2 separate regions of the Homo sapiens genome follow, and region 2 is linked to region 1. Evidence: read pairs that join two places in POLR2A ChIA-PET (ENCODE). Cell type or tissue: PC-3. All regions are shown on one strand. Links, peaks and the distances in the headings refer to the core of each region. The heading gives the core; the rest is flanking DNA.

Region 1 (7,909 bases), core at 1,841-5,840:
AAAATGCGAGAGTTCGCTGGGCGAGGTGGCTCATGCCTGTAATCCCAGCACTTTGGGAGGCTGAGGTGGGCGGATCACAAGGTCAGCATATCAAGACCATCCCAGCCAACATGGTGAAACCCTGTCTCTGTTAAAAATACAAAAAATTAGCTGGGTGTGGTGGCAGACGCCTGTAATCCCAGCTACTTGAGAGGCTGAGGCAGGAGAATCGCTTGAACCTGGGAGGTGGAGGTTGCAGTGAGCTGAGATAGTGCCATTGCACTCCAGCCTGGTGACAGAGTGAGACGACATCTAAAAAGAAAAAATAAAAAGAAAAATGCCTGAGGCTTCAAGACATGGGCTGTACTCTGTGGATGGGGGAGCCACAGGCTGGCTGGGCTTTACTTTCCAGCCCTCCATCCAGATACTTGTGGGCCTGCCGGTGTGCTGGGTCCCATGAGTCTTTCCTGCCAGTCTCCACCTCTTTTCTGCTTCTCTCCAGCCCCTGAGTTCAGTGTGTGTAAACTGGAGCCACATCAGGGAAACTCCCTCCCCAGGGCTGCCCCACAGCCTTCACTCACCTTGAGGACAATCTCCACAGTGAAGACAGAGGTGAACCCGATGTCAAAGTGTTTAAGGATCTGGGGACAGGGCAGGGGCGGGAGCAGCCAGTGAGAGGAGGAGGGGGCAACAGTATCAGCAGCAGCAGCAGCATAAAGCAGGCAGTCAGAGCCATTCTGTGCCCCAGCCTGTGCCGTTCAGAAGGAGTGGAGTGGGCAGTCCTATCCCTGAGGAACTGAACTCTAAGAAACTCTGATGCTTGTAGCCACATAGAGGATACAGCTGAACCCTGGGCACCAGACTGAGGCTGGAGGGGGCAGGGGTGCTGAGTGGCAGAGAGGGTGAAGCCCGTCACCTGATTTCTCATGGAATCAGCCCGGATGGGGTCTTCCGCAGCCAGTGCAGCGCTGCTGAGCAGGATGAAGAGCAGGATGAAGTTGGTAAACCAGGTGGCATTGACGATGCGGTGACACAGGACACGGATCCTGGTGGGGCGAGGTAGGGAGGGCAGGGGAGCTGTGAGCTGCTGGAGGCTCAGGCCTCATCAGCCTCCATCCTGCGGACGAACATGGAATACACCTCCTGCTCCTCCCTGGCCAGGAGAGAAGTGCAGCCCTGCACCTGCAGGGTCCTCTGGCTGGACACACAGGGGGCCCTGACCTCTCACTCTGTTTCTAAAGCCTTAGTTCCTCCTCCCAGCCAAGCCCCTCCCACCACCTGCCCCTTCCTGCAATTATGGCACCACCCTGAGGTTTCCCATCAAATGAAAATGGGACAGGCTGGTCTCTATCCATGAGGCAGACAGATGAAACTCCACAGAGACTATGGCCTGTGTATAGTTTAAAGGTGTAAAATTATGAAGCCGATAAAAACTATAGCTTCCCTTGCTCTCTCCCCCTTGACCTGTCTAAAGCTCTTCTCTCAGAAAGGAACCAATAAACAGGTCCCTCTTAGGTGTAAATAACTGATAAGGTTTAAAGCATTACTTTTCCCAGATATACTAGCATTTTAAACAGGGCACAAGATCTTAAGCTAAAACACTGAGTTTCTCATAGTATAACTGTAGGCATGGAGAGTCAGACAGGGTTTTTTCTAGGGCAGGGAAGCAGATGAGAGCCGCATCAATCACCCCCACAGCAGCCAAGGGGCACCCACTTATTGGTGGGGCTGAAGATGAAGAAGGAGCTGGCTTCTGGAATGGGCACGGCCTTCTCTTTCAGCTGCAGCTCAGCCAGGGGACGTGGTCGGGGGCTCAGCGGGATCTCAGGCTCATCTTCCTCGTCATCCCCTGTGGGGAGAGAGAGAGGAATTAGGGGTGTCTTCCCATGCTTTGCTATGCCCATGGCTTCTGTGCTCAGAGCCCTCCTAGGAGCCCCTGCAGCCAGTAAGCAAGGGACCACCAGGCTGACTTGGGACCCTAGGGCTTTGGCAGAGTCCAGCCCGGGCATCTCCTTCTCTTCACAGTGAGCAGATTTGAGCGTCAAGGGTAGGTAAGGGAAGCCCACAACCTTCCAGAAGTGGGGCAAGGAGCAAGCCCAAGTAACTTTGTGGCTGCATGTTGTGTCTCAAGGCTCGATCCACACAGCCTCAAATATCCATAGGCTGGGGGATGGAGTGGGAAACGCTGCTTCAGAAGAAGAGACCTGGGTCCTAGTCCCAGGTCTGCGTCTAACTTGCTGTGCAGTGCTGGGAAGGTCTGTGCCCTTCCTTAGCGTCAGTTTCCAATTTGTGAAACCGACAAGGGGCAGGAGGGTTGTTGAAATAAAAGGACCCTGTGATCCTCTCCTGGGCTAGGATTTTAAAAATAGTAACTTCACAGAGAAGCTTCTTCCAGCATGGAAAAAAGCAATCAGAATTTCTTGAGCTTCACCCAGTCCCCAGGATGCAGGCAGGGGATAGGGGATGAAGAGACGGACATTCCAAGCACATTCACTGAGTCTCATGACCTCAAGAGGAAGCTGAGTACCCGAAATCCTCAGCTCCCAGGGTGGGAGAATCCCGTGATCAGACGGTGGGGGCACTATTCAAAGCTGGGGTTTCTCTTGGTTCCCTCCCCTGACAGCTACCTCCTCCCTAACCCTCCTGGCCCCTGGCAGAGGCCTTGAGGGAAGCCAAGAGCTACTGGATTCTACTGTCTCCATCATGGCCACCTGTAGGGGTTCTCAAATCCACCAAGTCACATTCCAATTTTTCTGTTCCCCCGAGAAGCTAGAACTCTTATTCCTTGGAATGAGTGTCCTAACGTGACACTTTCTGTCTTGCCCAGCCTGCCACAGACCCCAGAGACACATTTCACGCTTAATCGCAGAGACCATTAATTCTTCGAGTTAGCATATTTGCATCTTTCCCCCGCCTTCTTACTTCCTCCACCTATGCCCAGTTTGTTAATTTCATTGCACATATCTTTTGCTGTAAGCCATTTCAAACTATTTTTAGAAAGAAGCAGGATATAAACACATTCAGTCCCCTTGGTAAGACTCTCTTCCTGCTGTCCAGCCCACACCCCCTCTACCCCTCCTCTCCTTACTTCTTTCCAGCCCCTTCCTTGTCCCTGACCTCAGATTTCCTGTCAGCCACCATCTCACCTGCACACAAGTCACTGCCATCTAAGAGGTGATAACTGTTAGATGAAACAACTCAAAATGAGTTATTCTAAAACACAAATATTCATTGCTGGTAGATATTTGAAGAAATTTCATTATTCTTATTTGTACCAGCTCCATTCTCCCCATACTTCACTTTGCAAAATTCTTTCATGCATTCATTCATTCAATTTATTGAGTGCCTCCTCTGAGCCAAACACTGTGCTGTGTGGAACACAAAAGTCCCCCTGGAGCTTAGAGTCACTGGGGCAAACAGATGCTAATCAGCTGATTCCATAAGTAGACATACAAGTAGCTGATCAGCTGATGGGACAAGTAGATCTAAAATTGCCCCACTGACCCGGTGATCCGAAGGACCCAGGACCCAGAGAGTTCTTGGGCCCCAGGGCTCTGTCAGGTGGCCTGGTAAGATTAATTCAGCCTGGTTCTGCTTGTCCTCTTCTTGGTCCAGATAAATGGGATTTCTGCAGCAGTCACTGGCTATTTGCATTTATGAGATGTTTGTGGTTTATCCACGGTTGTTTCTTATCCATGCTCCCCCTACCCCACCATTGTTTCCTCCTCTTGGACTTTCCCACATTGCCTGCCATGGTTCTATCCATCCCTGTATCCTTCCGGCCCCCAGCCCTACCAGACACTGGATAGTGAGTAATCTGCCTCATCACGACATATATGGGCGTGTCCTCATTTATGATCCATTCTGCATGACTGGCAGGGAAGACTTGTATACCCACGTGTCCCTGTGCTTCTTGAAAACTGAGTCCTTGGCAGTGAGGCACATAGCTGGCACTCAATAAATACTTGCTGAGTTACATGAAAGTAAAATGTATGGGTTTTTCTGTTGTGTGCATTGTTGAGAGAGACAAGCTGGCAGATGGCTTATTTGCACAGAAGGGATGTCTCCGGTGTTCTGATCTCCACATGGAGGGGTACAGGTAGGGACACACAAGAGACTGCCCATGGGGAGAATTCAGGACCGGCACACCCCTACTTCACCCCAGCACCCTGCTCCAGTCCAGTCTCCAGCATCCTCACCTGGGAAGTCGGCTGAGGGGTAGGGATCCTTCACCTCATTGACATTAGATTCAAACTCATCGATTTTCAGCTGTAGGAAGGAACACAATGACTATAACAATGAAAAAGAAGTTGCGGTTTCCCCTCAATGAGCATATACTGGAGAGCCTGTTAGCGTTCAGCTCACTTAATCATCCCTACAGCCTAAGGAACAGGGAATATTATGATCATCCCCATTTTACAAATGAGAGGCCAGGCCCAGCAAGGCCAGACAACTTGCAAAAGCTCCCACGGGGCAAGGCCTGAGCCCGCCCTAGCCTGTCTGACTCTATCTTCACATACCCACTGCTTGGTTCTCCAGAAGGGAGTTGAGCTTCCCCAGGCCAGGACCTCGAGCCTCTCTGGGCCCAGTTCCCTGACTTTTTGAACTCCACTTCCTCAGTTTTCAGGAATGGTGAGCAGAGTCAGATGGGAATGAGCAGGGCAGGGCTAGCAATGGTGGAAGCCGGTCTGGGCCTCTCAGTGGAACAGCGGGTGTCAGGGAGAGGAAATACCTCCTTGGTCTGGAGTGGGAAGCTGCTACGCTGGAGAAGTCTGGTTCCCAGATTGGGAGGTCTGCTGTGCCTCTCAGTGCAGGAGTCCCTGGAGATGGATTCGCTGGCTCTCCCTCCAGTCGTACGCAGGGAGATGCCCTCACCTGGCTGATAACTCTCCTACCTCCCCACCCTACCCCACCTGTACCCTGTGGTATGAAGGGAACCATGGATTGGAAGAGCCCCTAGACTGCCTCTAACATCCCCACCTGAGGTGCTCACCTTGGCAGTGGTGGGGATGCCCTCACCCTTGGGTTTCTGCTCCAGCTTCTTGGCCATCGTTGACTTCTCCTCTTCTGACTTGTCTGGGAGACCCCTGAGTTAGAAAACCCAAAGTGGAAGCCAAACCAGAAAGTTCTCAGGGATCTGCTGAACCTGACAACACCTTCAGGAGGATCCCACACCAAGGGCTCCAGGGGATCTGTAGGAGGAGTGGCATCAGCCCCCAAATGGGAAGGGCAGTGGGCTCAGGCAAGTCCCTTCTCTGTGGTGAGAGGGCCCGACACACAGCATGGGCCCATGGCTACCGGTGGCTCACTGGTCAGCCATGTTTAACGTTGGTTGATAGTGAATGGGTGGAGTGTGGCTTTGTACTGGGTTTATACGAGATTCATAGAGTGGAAGCATGGTTTGCCCAAGATGGCTCCAACTCTTTAGAAATGTCTGAACTCCATTGCTGGTCCCTCTTTTTCCATCTTGCCTCCACAGGAATGGGTGTCCCATTCCTGTAGGCATGGGCATTGGAAGAAGCAGAACTCTGTCTAGAACCTAGGTACTTGAAGCATAATCCTCCAACCAGCAGCATGGGCACCACCGGGGAGCCTGTTCGATGTAGAACTCCAACCCCGCCCAGAGGCATAGCGACTCAGTGACAGGGTTGGGAGGGGAATTCCCAGGATCCCTCCGCAGGGGAGCCCTGCCCAACTGGCCAGGCTCTGAGGCTCTGGCATTCTACATCCTGAGGCCTGTCTGTCCAGAAGGCCAACTTGTCTCTGTTCTTGCCCCCAGGGAAGGATCTCAGCCACCCCCATGTGCAGGTTACAGAAGTTTGCCCACTGAGGTGGGTGTCACCATGTCAGGGACCCTGATCATTGGGTTACAGGGAGGCCCTGTCCAGAGCTGGAAGGCCATGGCCACGACTGAGCACTCCAGGTCCCTTCCTGCTAAGGAAGCACTCACTTGGACATCTTCCTGCGTTTTTTCTCCTCAGCCTTGGCCTTCTGGGCAGAAGTCAGGCTCTCCGCCTCGGCCAGGTTGTCCACGGCAATGGCCAGGAAGACATTGAGCAGGATGTCTGAGCGGGTTTAGCTAAGGAGCCTTTGGTTGTAGGTGGAAGGGAGCCTGCAGGGCAGGAGTTCTGTCTGCCTGCATGTGGGCAGGACCTAACCCCACTCTCCCAGAGCTACCCATGGGAAGGTGTGGATCCAGGGACATAGTGGAAGGCCCTCAGGGAAGCCTGCCTGCTGAGAGTACCCAGGAAGGAGCCTGAATCCTGTGGCCTTGAATCCCATCCGTTTCCTGTCCAGACTGGTCCCAGCTCCCACACTGAGCTGCGTGGAGAGCCAGTGAGGCAAAACAAGTGAGACCCATGCGAGGCACACATGAGTTGGGGAACAACGGTGCCCTTCCTCCCCACTCCCCATAGTATCACATTCCAAGGTGCAGGCACCAGGACGGCTCAGGCACTGCCAGTAACTCTCCGGCCCCATCCACCTTACCCTCATATCTGCTCCTCTCATCTCTCAGCCTGTTCTGGCTCCGTCCTTCTGGTCCCAGCGCTCAGACTGATCATCCCGGCCACAGGGTCCTGGTGGCTCCCTGCCTGCCTCTGAACCTTTGGAGAAGGCTGTCCCACCATCTTCATGTTCCTCAGCAAAGCTCTGTCCTTCCTCCCCACTGCTCTAGGCTCACTGACCTTACTGGGCTTTTAATTCCTCCCAGCTGTAGCCAAACAACCCTGTGAGTCTCTAATCTTTTTGGCACAAAGAATTATCCTACAGCTGTACCTGCATTTGCTATGTCCTACCCCCTACCGCATGGGCCTGGGAGCTCCCCTCCAGCCAGAGGGCCTGGCTACCTAGAAACTGGACACCCTTGACCCCCATTTTAAGCCCTTTCCCCCACCCCCTCCCTAAGCTCTTTTCTGCACCCTGCTCCCGAGAGGATACAGTTGCCACAGACGAAAAGGATGATGAAGTAAATGCACACAAGCATGCCAGGGTAGGACGGCCCGCCGTAGGCCATGATCCCATTGTACATCATTGAGGTCCAGTCTTCCCCTGTCAGTACCTGTATGGAGGGAGGATAGAGGGCTCGGGAACACAGAGGGGCCTGAGAGTCTTCTATTGGGACCGCATTGACCGAAGTTCTCCTCCAACTCTGTGGTTCTCTCAGACCTTCCCTCTTTTCATTCCACAGTCTGGGTGGCCAGCCCCTGCTATCCCCAAAACCCCTATTCCAGCTGGGGAATAGTGGCTCACGCCTGTTACTTATCACTTTGGGAGGCCGAGATGGGTGGATCATTCGAGGTCAGGAATTCGAGACCAGCTTGGCCAACATGGTGAGACCCCATCACTACTAAAAATGCAAAAATTAGCCAGGCATGGTGGTGGGCACCTGTAATCCCAGCTATTTGGGAGGCTGAGGTAGGAGAATTGCTTGAACCCAGGAGGTGGAGGTTGCAGTGAGCTGAGATTGTGCCACTACACTCCAGTCTGGGTGACAGAGCGAGACTCCATCTCGAAAAACAAAACAAAACCCCTATCCCAGTGATCTAGAAGCTTATTGCTGCTCTCTATGGACAAGAAATTGGACTGTGGGCTCACCATTTCCCTGTTCTCTTCCTAACCCCCGGGCTTCACTGTGCTTCACCCACCCAGGCCTCCTGTTATTCTGGCCTTAGAAGTCCTGTGAAATGTCGAGTCTCTTGAAAGGCCGGAGGCCTGACCAGCCAGTGGGGCTAATGGAAGAAAGAGAGGATCGACGGACGATCACACACTGCCTTTCTCACTGGTACAAAAGGGAGGTGTCACTCATGAAATATGGGCCACTCCAGAGAGGAATGTTTCCACGTCTACACTAAGAAAACTCCTCCAGGAGGCCAGGGACCCTGAAAGCTTCTCACTGGGCCACAGCCATGCTCCCTTGGGTGGCTGATAG
Region 2 (7,909 bases), core at 2,264-6,263, 190 kb before region 1:
GAGAACGAGGAGACTGAGGGCCAGAAATGGGGGTCACTTAAGGTAATAATCACCACTTATACCTGTGTAGCATATTAAGAAAAAATTCTTTTTTTGAGACAGAGTCTCACTCTGTCACCCAGGCTGGAGTGCAGTGACACGATCTCAGCTTACTTCAACCTCCACCTCCTGGGTTCAAGTGATTCTCCTACCTCAGCCTTCCAAGTAGCTGGGATTACAGGCACGCGCCACCATGTCCAGCTAATTTTTGTATTTTTAGTAGAGACGGAGTTTCACCATGTTGGCCAGGCTGGTCTCAAACTCCTGAGCTCAAGTGATCCACCCACCTCGGTTTCCCAAAGTGTTGGGATTACAGGCATGAGCCACCACACCCAGCTGCAAATGTTTTAAAAGCAGCCTGGGCATGGGTAGCTCACATCTGTAATCCTAGCACTTTGGGAGGCCGAGGTGGGAAGATCGCTTGAGCCCAGCAGTTCGAGACTGGTCTGGGCATCATAGTGAGACTCTGTCTCTAAAAAAATTAAAAATGGCCAGGTGCAGTGGCTCATGCCTGTAATCCCAGCACTTTGGGAGGCCAAGGCAGGCAGATCACCTGAGGCCAGGAGTACAAGATCAGCCTGGCCAACATGGTGAAACCCCGACTCTACTAAAAATACAAAAAAATTAGCGGGGTGTGGTGTCGGGCACCTGTAATCCCAGCTACTTGGGAGGCTGAGGCAGGAGAATTGCTTGAGGCGGGGAGGCGGAGGTTGCAGTGAGCTGAGATCACACCACTGCACTCCAGCCTGGGCAACAAGAGCAAAACTCTGCCTGAAAAAAAAAAAAAGACAAAACAAAAAAAAATTTGTCAGTTTGGTGTCTGCCCAACTTAAAAAGAAAATATTTACTATCTTGTTATATTATTTCAAAGACAAAAGCCTTTTATACATAATATCTCATTACAATATCCCTCTGAAGTAGATGTCAAGATAATAGCTAATATTTACTGAGCGCAGTTGAGAGGCTCTGAGCTAAAGTTCTTACTTTATATATATATTTATATAATATTATTAATCCTCACAATAACTTTATGGGGTATATAATATTATTGTTTCTATTCTACAGATTAAAAAAATGAGTTCTGGAGAGTTTATATAACTTTCCCAAAGTATCTTGCCTAAAGAACCTGTGTTATTATCCCCATTTTAGATAGGAGAGTTAGAACTCCAAGAGCTCAGTTGACTTGCCAGGATCACACACACACAGGGCAGGGCTGAAAATTGTGGCTTCATGGGCCACAGCTCAACCCACCTTCCAACTTCCACCAGTTTTCTAGTGCCCGCTAACCCTGTTTCTCACTAATTGGTACTAAACCAAGTGTGCCAGAGTCAAGGCTGTTGCCCAGCATGGAAATTACCCCGCTTTTGTTCTCAAAAAAATCAGAATCCCTGTCCTACGGACATGGACAGTAAATTGTTGGGGCATTGGATTGAGAGAGAAATGGGGCTCTTCCCAGGGGTGATAGGGGCAGGACTGGGGAGAAACCCACAAACCCCAGGGTTGCCTGGTAGTCCCAGCAGTGAATGAGAGAGCTGGGGAAAGACGGGCAGGGCTTCAATGGGCTTCGATGGACCTCAGACAACAGCTGCCAGTGTCTGGATGGAGACTGTGGTTTGCCTCAGGGAGATGTGCTAGACAAGGGGTGATTAATTGCTGCCCTGCTCTGAAAATGACTGTCTTCATGCTGTGCATGCAACCATTTCTTTCTATTCATCATCTCTGCTTCTGAATAACCTTAAGCAAGCAGGTTGTGCCATGGGCTGCTCTTATTCTGGGTCCCACAAACACAGAGTGGCAGGATAAGGAAGGTCACAGGGCACTCTGAATTCCGTTTCTTTGTAGGCAAAGTCTTATTCTTTATATAGCCAATTGTCCCAAATCTTCGTAGGTTTCTTTTTCCTTTCTTTTCTTTTTCTAAGAAATGGGGTCTTGCTTTGTTGCCCAGGCTGGAGTGCAGTGGCACAATCATAGCTCACTGCAGCCTCGAAATCCCAGGCTTAAGCCATCCTCCTGCCTCAGCCCAAGTAGCTGGGACCACAGGCACACACACCATCACTCCTGGCTAATTATTTAAAAATTTGTTTTGTAGAGATGGGGTCTGTCCATTTTGCCCAGGCTGGTCTCAAACTCCGGGGCTCAAGCTATCCTCCCATCTTGGCCTCCCAAAGTGCTGGGATTACGGGTGTGAGCCACCGTGTCGAGCCTTCTCAGGTTTCAATTTCTAAAATTATTATTATCATAAAGAGAGAAAATATAATATCAAGAGTGAACTAACTCAAGATCCTGCACCCTAATTGCAATAATTTTCATTTTTGCCCATCCTCTTAACCCTTCTCCACATGGTCACATTTTACATTGCTGAGATCGTGTCGTGTCCAGCTTTATTATTTTGCAGAACATATTATAAACATTTTCCTGTGCCACTATATAGATTTCATAGTTGTCATTTTTAAAGGCGTCATTCAGTGTATAGACCACAGTATAACTAACCATTCTTCCATGATTAGACATTTATGTTGCTCAGGAGCCTCTGCTTTTATAAATATACCATAACAAACATCATTTCTATCTAATTTGGGACTAATTTTGAGTGTCTGTTTCAAACTGAAAAAATTCCCCTGCATCCATCACCCTCTTTTGGGTTCTTCCCCCTCACCACCCTGTGTGATTCTCTCGCCTGTTATGTTCTCCTTCAAAAGATTGAAACCTCCTCAAAAGCAGTAGCTGTGGACTTGTGGAAAACGCACTTTGAAAAGAAATAGAGCACACTAGGCCAGTTGCGGTGGCTCATGCCTGTAATCCCAGCACTTTGGGAGGCTGAGGCGGGCAGACCACAAGGTCAGGAGATCGAGACCATCCAGGCTAACATGGTAAAACCTCGTCTCTACTAAAAAAATACAAAAAATTAGCCAGGTGTGGTGGCAGGCGCCTGTAGTCCCAGCTACTCGGGAGGCTGAGGCAGGAGAATGGTGTGAACCCAGGAGGTGGAGTTTGCAGTGAGCTGAGATCGTGCCACTGCACTCCAGCCTGGGTGACAGAGCGAGACTCTGTCTCAAAAAAAAAAAAAAAAAAAAAGAGCATACTAATGAGTGTAAGTGCTTTTTAGTAACCATATATAGACGTTCAGGGCACAAACTCCAGTGCCACTAGCTGGGTTCAAGTTCCAGCTCTGCTTCTTACTGTCTTTGAGATCTTGGGTATGTTACTCACTTACTTTTCCCCTTGGGATCCTCCTCAGATCACAGGAGGAGGAGATGATACTTCTTAAGTCACAGAGTTTGTGAGAGGGTGAAATGTGTTGACTATGACTATCTGGCACATATTAAGCATTCTATGTTTGCTATAATTTTAAGAGTAAAATTGAATTCTACCATGGTTGTGGATTTCTCTTCTCTCTCTCTCTCTCTTTTTTTTTTTTTGAGACCGTGTCTCACTCTGTTGCCCAGGCTGGAGTGTAGTGGCACGATCTTAGCTCACTGCAACCTCTGCCTCCCAGGTTCAAGCAATTCTCCTGCCTCAGCCTCCTGAGAAGCTGGGATTATAGCCGCCCACCACCACGCCCGGCTAATTTTTTGTATTTTTAGTAGAGTCGGGGTTTCACTGTGTTGGCCAGGCTGGTCTTAAACTCCTGACCTCAGGTGATCCGCCTGCCTTGGCCTCCCAAAGTGCTGAGATTAAAGGTGTGAGTCACTGCACCTGGCCGGATTTCTCTTCTTAAATTCAATGTTTCAAGAAACTTTCATTTTGCATTACTACTGTGCCAGGTAGGATATGCAAGACTGTGGGGCTACAGAAATGAAAAAGACGGCCGGGCATGGTGGCTTACCCCTGTAATCCCAGCACTTTGGGAGGCTGAGGCGGGCGGATCACAAGGTCAGGAGTTCAAGACCAGCCTGACCAATATGGTGAAACCCCGTCTCTATTAAAAATACAAAAATTAGCCAGGTGTGGTGGTATGCGATTGTAGTCCCAGCTACTCAGGAGGCTGAGACAGGAGAATTGCTGGAACCCGGGATGTGGAGGTTGCAGTGAGCCGAGATCGTGCCACTGAACTCCAGCCTGGGTGACAGAGACAGCCTCCATCTCAAAAAAAAAAAAAAAAAAAAAAAAAAAAGAAAGAAAAAAAAGAAAAGAGAAAAGAAATGAAAAAGACTCCCAGCTCTCCTGCAGAGCAACCATGAATAATTTGTCTCCATCCCACACCAAAAAAGAAATGGAAAATGTGGGCTTGTGTGGATCTTTTGTTTTGGGTAAAATGTTATTTTTCCTTTCCTATCTCTTTTTCTTGAAATTAAAAACCATACAAAGAATTCCATGCTGTGAATCGGTTGCTTTTGTATATCTTTGATTTTTGGAGATCAGTTGGTCAGTGTGTCCCCACAGTGAAAGACTGTGAAAGACTTTGTCTCTCTGTCTGGGAATTTCCTGCCAGAGCCCAGAGTGGTCTCTGAAATGAGTGAGGCTGTGTGTTTAATCCACAGCGACAGTTTTGTAGCGGTGCCATCTATCTACAGACAAGGCCCCAGCACTGGGTGGGGATTGGATAAGGAGACCTCTCTGATCCCTGTCAGCCCTAAGATCCCCAAATCCTTTGACTGTAGGCCTAAGCCTGTTCTCTAGAGGCTTGTCTAGTTTATTGCTTAAAATTATTTTTTAACATTTAATAAAATGGACCCATCAAAAGGCTAGAAGCAGACAATCATCAATTAAAAATCAAATAATCAGATCAAACAATCAGGCAAAACAATTTTAAAAACCCATCCATTACTATGAACAACCCCATCAATAGGAGACCAAAGAAAGAGAAATAACTGACAGCACTTAGCGAGTAAAATACACTTATCAGCCCACTTAATACACACTTTGTGACATGTAAGAGCCTGATTCTATGTGGTCCTGTACCAAGAGAGATATGTGCACACATACTTTATGCATTCTCAGAGGTTATGGTCTAAGGAAGACAACAGAGCAGAGTTGGCAGAGGGCTCTCCAGAATGCGGTACTAACAAACAGGGAAGTTATTTTTAATACGTAATCAATCAATACGGGTGTCTTTATGGGATTCTCTTATATCACAAGCTGAATTTGGAAGCTAGATCGGTAAGAAGCTGATTGATCACATTTTATGAAGTTTATTGCTTTTTAACAGTAAAACTCATTTTAGTAGAAATAGCAAATCGCCTTTTGCAACCTCTAATAAAATAATTGATTCAGGCAAAAATCATCAATGGCTGCTAAAACCTTTGGGTGAGAGGCTTCTGGGGAGCTAGACTATTGCAAGATGTCAACATGTTGCCCCACAGATTCTCTCCCAGTGAGAAGGGGGAAAATGCAAGATGATGATGGAGGGGTCAGGCTGTCAACATCTGAACCCACTGATGTACTTAGCATTGCTAAAAGAGGACAAACAGACATGACATGCTTCAGAATAGGAGCAGGATGAAGCACCCAGCATTACCTGTGAGGTACTTGCCAGAAAATGATAAACCTGAATGTTTGCAAGCCTTTGGTGCTAATTTCCATGTTTTAGGAAATATAGGGGTTAGGAGGAGTTAAATGACAATGTGAGGACACAGACAGATAAAACAGAATTTAGGACATTTCATGAGACAACTGACCCGATTTCTTTAAACAAGTCACTGACATGATTTTAAAAGTTGGGGGATGCAGGGCAGGGAACAATACCAGATTAAAAGAGCCAAATGCCATGTGTAGATCTTACTGGATTTAGATACAAACAAACCAAAATTTTATTTTATTTTTTTGAGACAGGGCCTCACTCTGTTACACAGGCTGGAGTGCAGTGGTGGGATCTCAGCTCACTGTAACCTCGACCTCCCTGGGCTCAGGTGATCCTCCCACCTCAGTCTCCCAGGTAACTGGAATTATAGGAGTGTGGTACCACACCCGGCTAAGTTTTGTATTTTTCGTAGAGACAGGGTTTCTCCATATTGCCCAGGCTGGTCTTGAAGTCCTGAGCTCAAGCATGGAGGCCAGCCCAGGCCTCCCAAAGTGCTGGGATTACAGGTGTGAGCCACTGTTCCCGGGCTAACCAACTTTAAAAGACAGTATGAGGACAACTGGAGAACTTGGAATATAACTTGGTATTAGGTGAGATTAAGAAGTGATTGTGATAATGGTCAAGCGATCATATAAGAAAAATGTCCAATTATTTTCAGAGATACATTCTGAAACATTTATTAGTCATATGTCACCATGCCTGGGATTTTCTTTAAGATATTTCACTAAAGAAAAAAATAGTCCCGGTGCAGTGGCTCACACCTGTAATCCCAGCACTTTGGGAGGCCGAGGCAAATGGATTGCTTGAGCTCGGAAGTTCGAGAGCGGCCTAGGCAACAAAGTGAGACCCTATCTCTACAAAAAATATAAAAATTAGCCGGGCATGGTGGCGCATGCCTGTGGTCCTAGCTACTCAGGAGGCTGAGGTGGGAGGATGGCTTGAGCCTGGGAGGCAGAAGTTGAAGTGAGCTGAGATTGTGCCACTCTACTCTAGCCTGGGCAGCAGAGCCAGATCCTGTCTCAAAAAAAAAAAAAAAAAAAAAAAAAACCAAGAAAAATGAAAGGTAATAAAGAAAAAAAAACTATAAAAAAGAAAAAATCATATAGGGAAATGTTAATCTTTACTAAATATACTAGATGTAGGTGATGGGTAAATGGGAGTTCATTCCATAGAACTGACTTTCCTACTGAGCCCTGTCTCACCACTGCCCGAGCCCACAGGGCTGTGAGAGCACCCACAACGCTTTGGTGCACACATTTTTGAACAAACGAATGAAACTGCATTGACCTAAATGAACCAATTGCAGAGGGGTGTGGACGAGTGTGGGTTGGGGGCAGAGCTCTGAGGAGAGATGGGGAGGAGGTCACACGTAGCTGGGTTTATGGACCATTTCAATGGATTTAGACAGCATCTGACCTCAATTAAAACCCTCCTTTCTTCAAAAACACACTCCTTTCTCATCTCTTTGAGTATTTTAAGACAAGGCAAAGGTATAAGGTCCTAATTTGTTTTTATATAACCCATGCCAAGGCCATAGGCCCAGGCCTGATCACAGGGGGAGATTGGTCTTTTGAAGCCCCAAGTTGTTAAACCACAGGAAGTGGAACTTGGTCACCAGTAAACAGGTCTGGACCATTAAATTTGTAATTATCATGAGTAAATACTATCTTGTTTTTCCTGGGGGTTGGGTGTGAGGAAGAAGAAAAACTTTAAAAAAAAAAGATAATTTGGAAAACATCTTCTTTAAAAAACCCTGCCATTTTATTGGGTGCTTACTATGTGCAAAGCACAATGCTCAAAAGCATTTTATCTGCATGATTTCATTATCCTCACCACAGTCACGTGAGTGGGCCTTCTCATGCCCATTTTACAGATGAAGAAACTGAGGCGATCTGACTACAAAACACATATTTTAAAAGTTTCCCCCAAATTATGTACCTGAGCCACGCACTTAACATTCACAGGATAAATTGATAAAAAGCCCCAAATTGTTCAGGTGCTATTTATTTATTTATTTATTTATTTATATTTTTATTTTTAGATAGAGTCTTGCTCTGTCGCCCAGGCTGGAGTGCAGTGGCACAATCTTGGGCTCACTGCAACCTCCACCTCCCAGGTTCAGTGATTCTTGTGCTAATTTTTGTATTTTTAGTAGAGACGAGGTTTCACCATGTTGGCCAGGCTGGTCTCGAACTCCTGACCTCAGGTGATCTGCTCGCCTTGGCCTCCCAAAGTGCTGGGATTACAGGCGTGAGCCACTGTGCCCGGTCTGTCAGGTGCTATTTTAGAGGGCACCTCCAGCCCAAGGTCTTTGAAAAATGCAACTGCTATTAGTGGTATTAAACAAAA

What was found. ChIA-PET counts read pairs that join two places held together with the same protein. Peaks named below come from ENCODE experiments on the same cell type or tissue, not always from the same donor. Only the 100,000 strongest peaks of a DNase experiment are listed, where the experiment ranks them.
Region 2: POLR2A ChIA-PET joins it to region 1 with 5 read pairs; 2 of 35 experiments call an interaction of 5 or more read pairs at or near these places.

Annotation. Positions count from the first base shown.
Region 1 is chr1:201,068,577-201,076,485 of GRCh38, forward strand. It overlaps CACNA1S (calcium voltage-gated channel subunit alpha1 S), which reads right to left. Exons shown (of 44, transcript NM_000069.3): 13 at 6,919-7,039; 14 at 5,930-6,044; 15 at 4,973-5,066; 16 at 4,179-4,248; 17 at 1,696-1,828; 18 at 896-1,025; 19 at 561-620. Among named protein-coding and RNA genes, the nearest start is that of CACNA1S, 40 kb to the right of the region's middle. In PC-3, for the core only: no CTCF peak of the experiment used is centred there; a DNase peak (open chromatin) is centred at 3,845; H3K27ac peaks cover 318 bases; H3K27me3 peaks cover 1,353 bases.
Region 2 is chr1:200,878,797-200,886,705 of GRCh38, forward strand. No RefSeq gene overlaps it. Among named protein-coding and RNA genes, the nearest start is that of GPR25, 9.8 kb to the left of the region's middle. RefSeq lists silencers at 4,831-5,031, 7,109-7,168. In PC-3, for the core only: no CTCF peak of the experiment used is centred there; no DNase peak of the experiment used is centred there; H3K27me3 peaks cover 998 bases.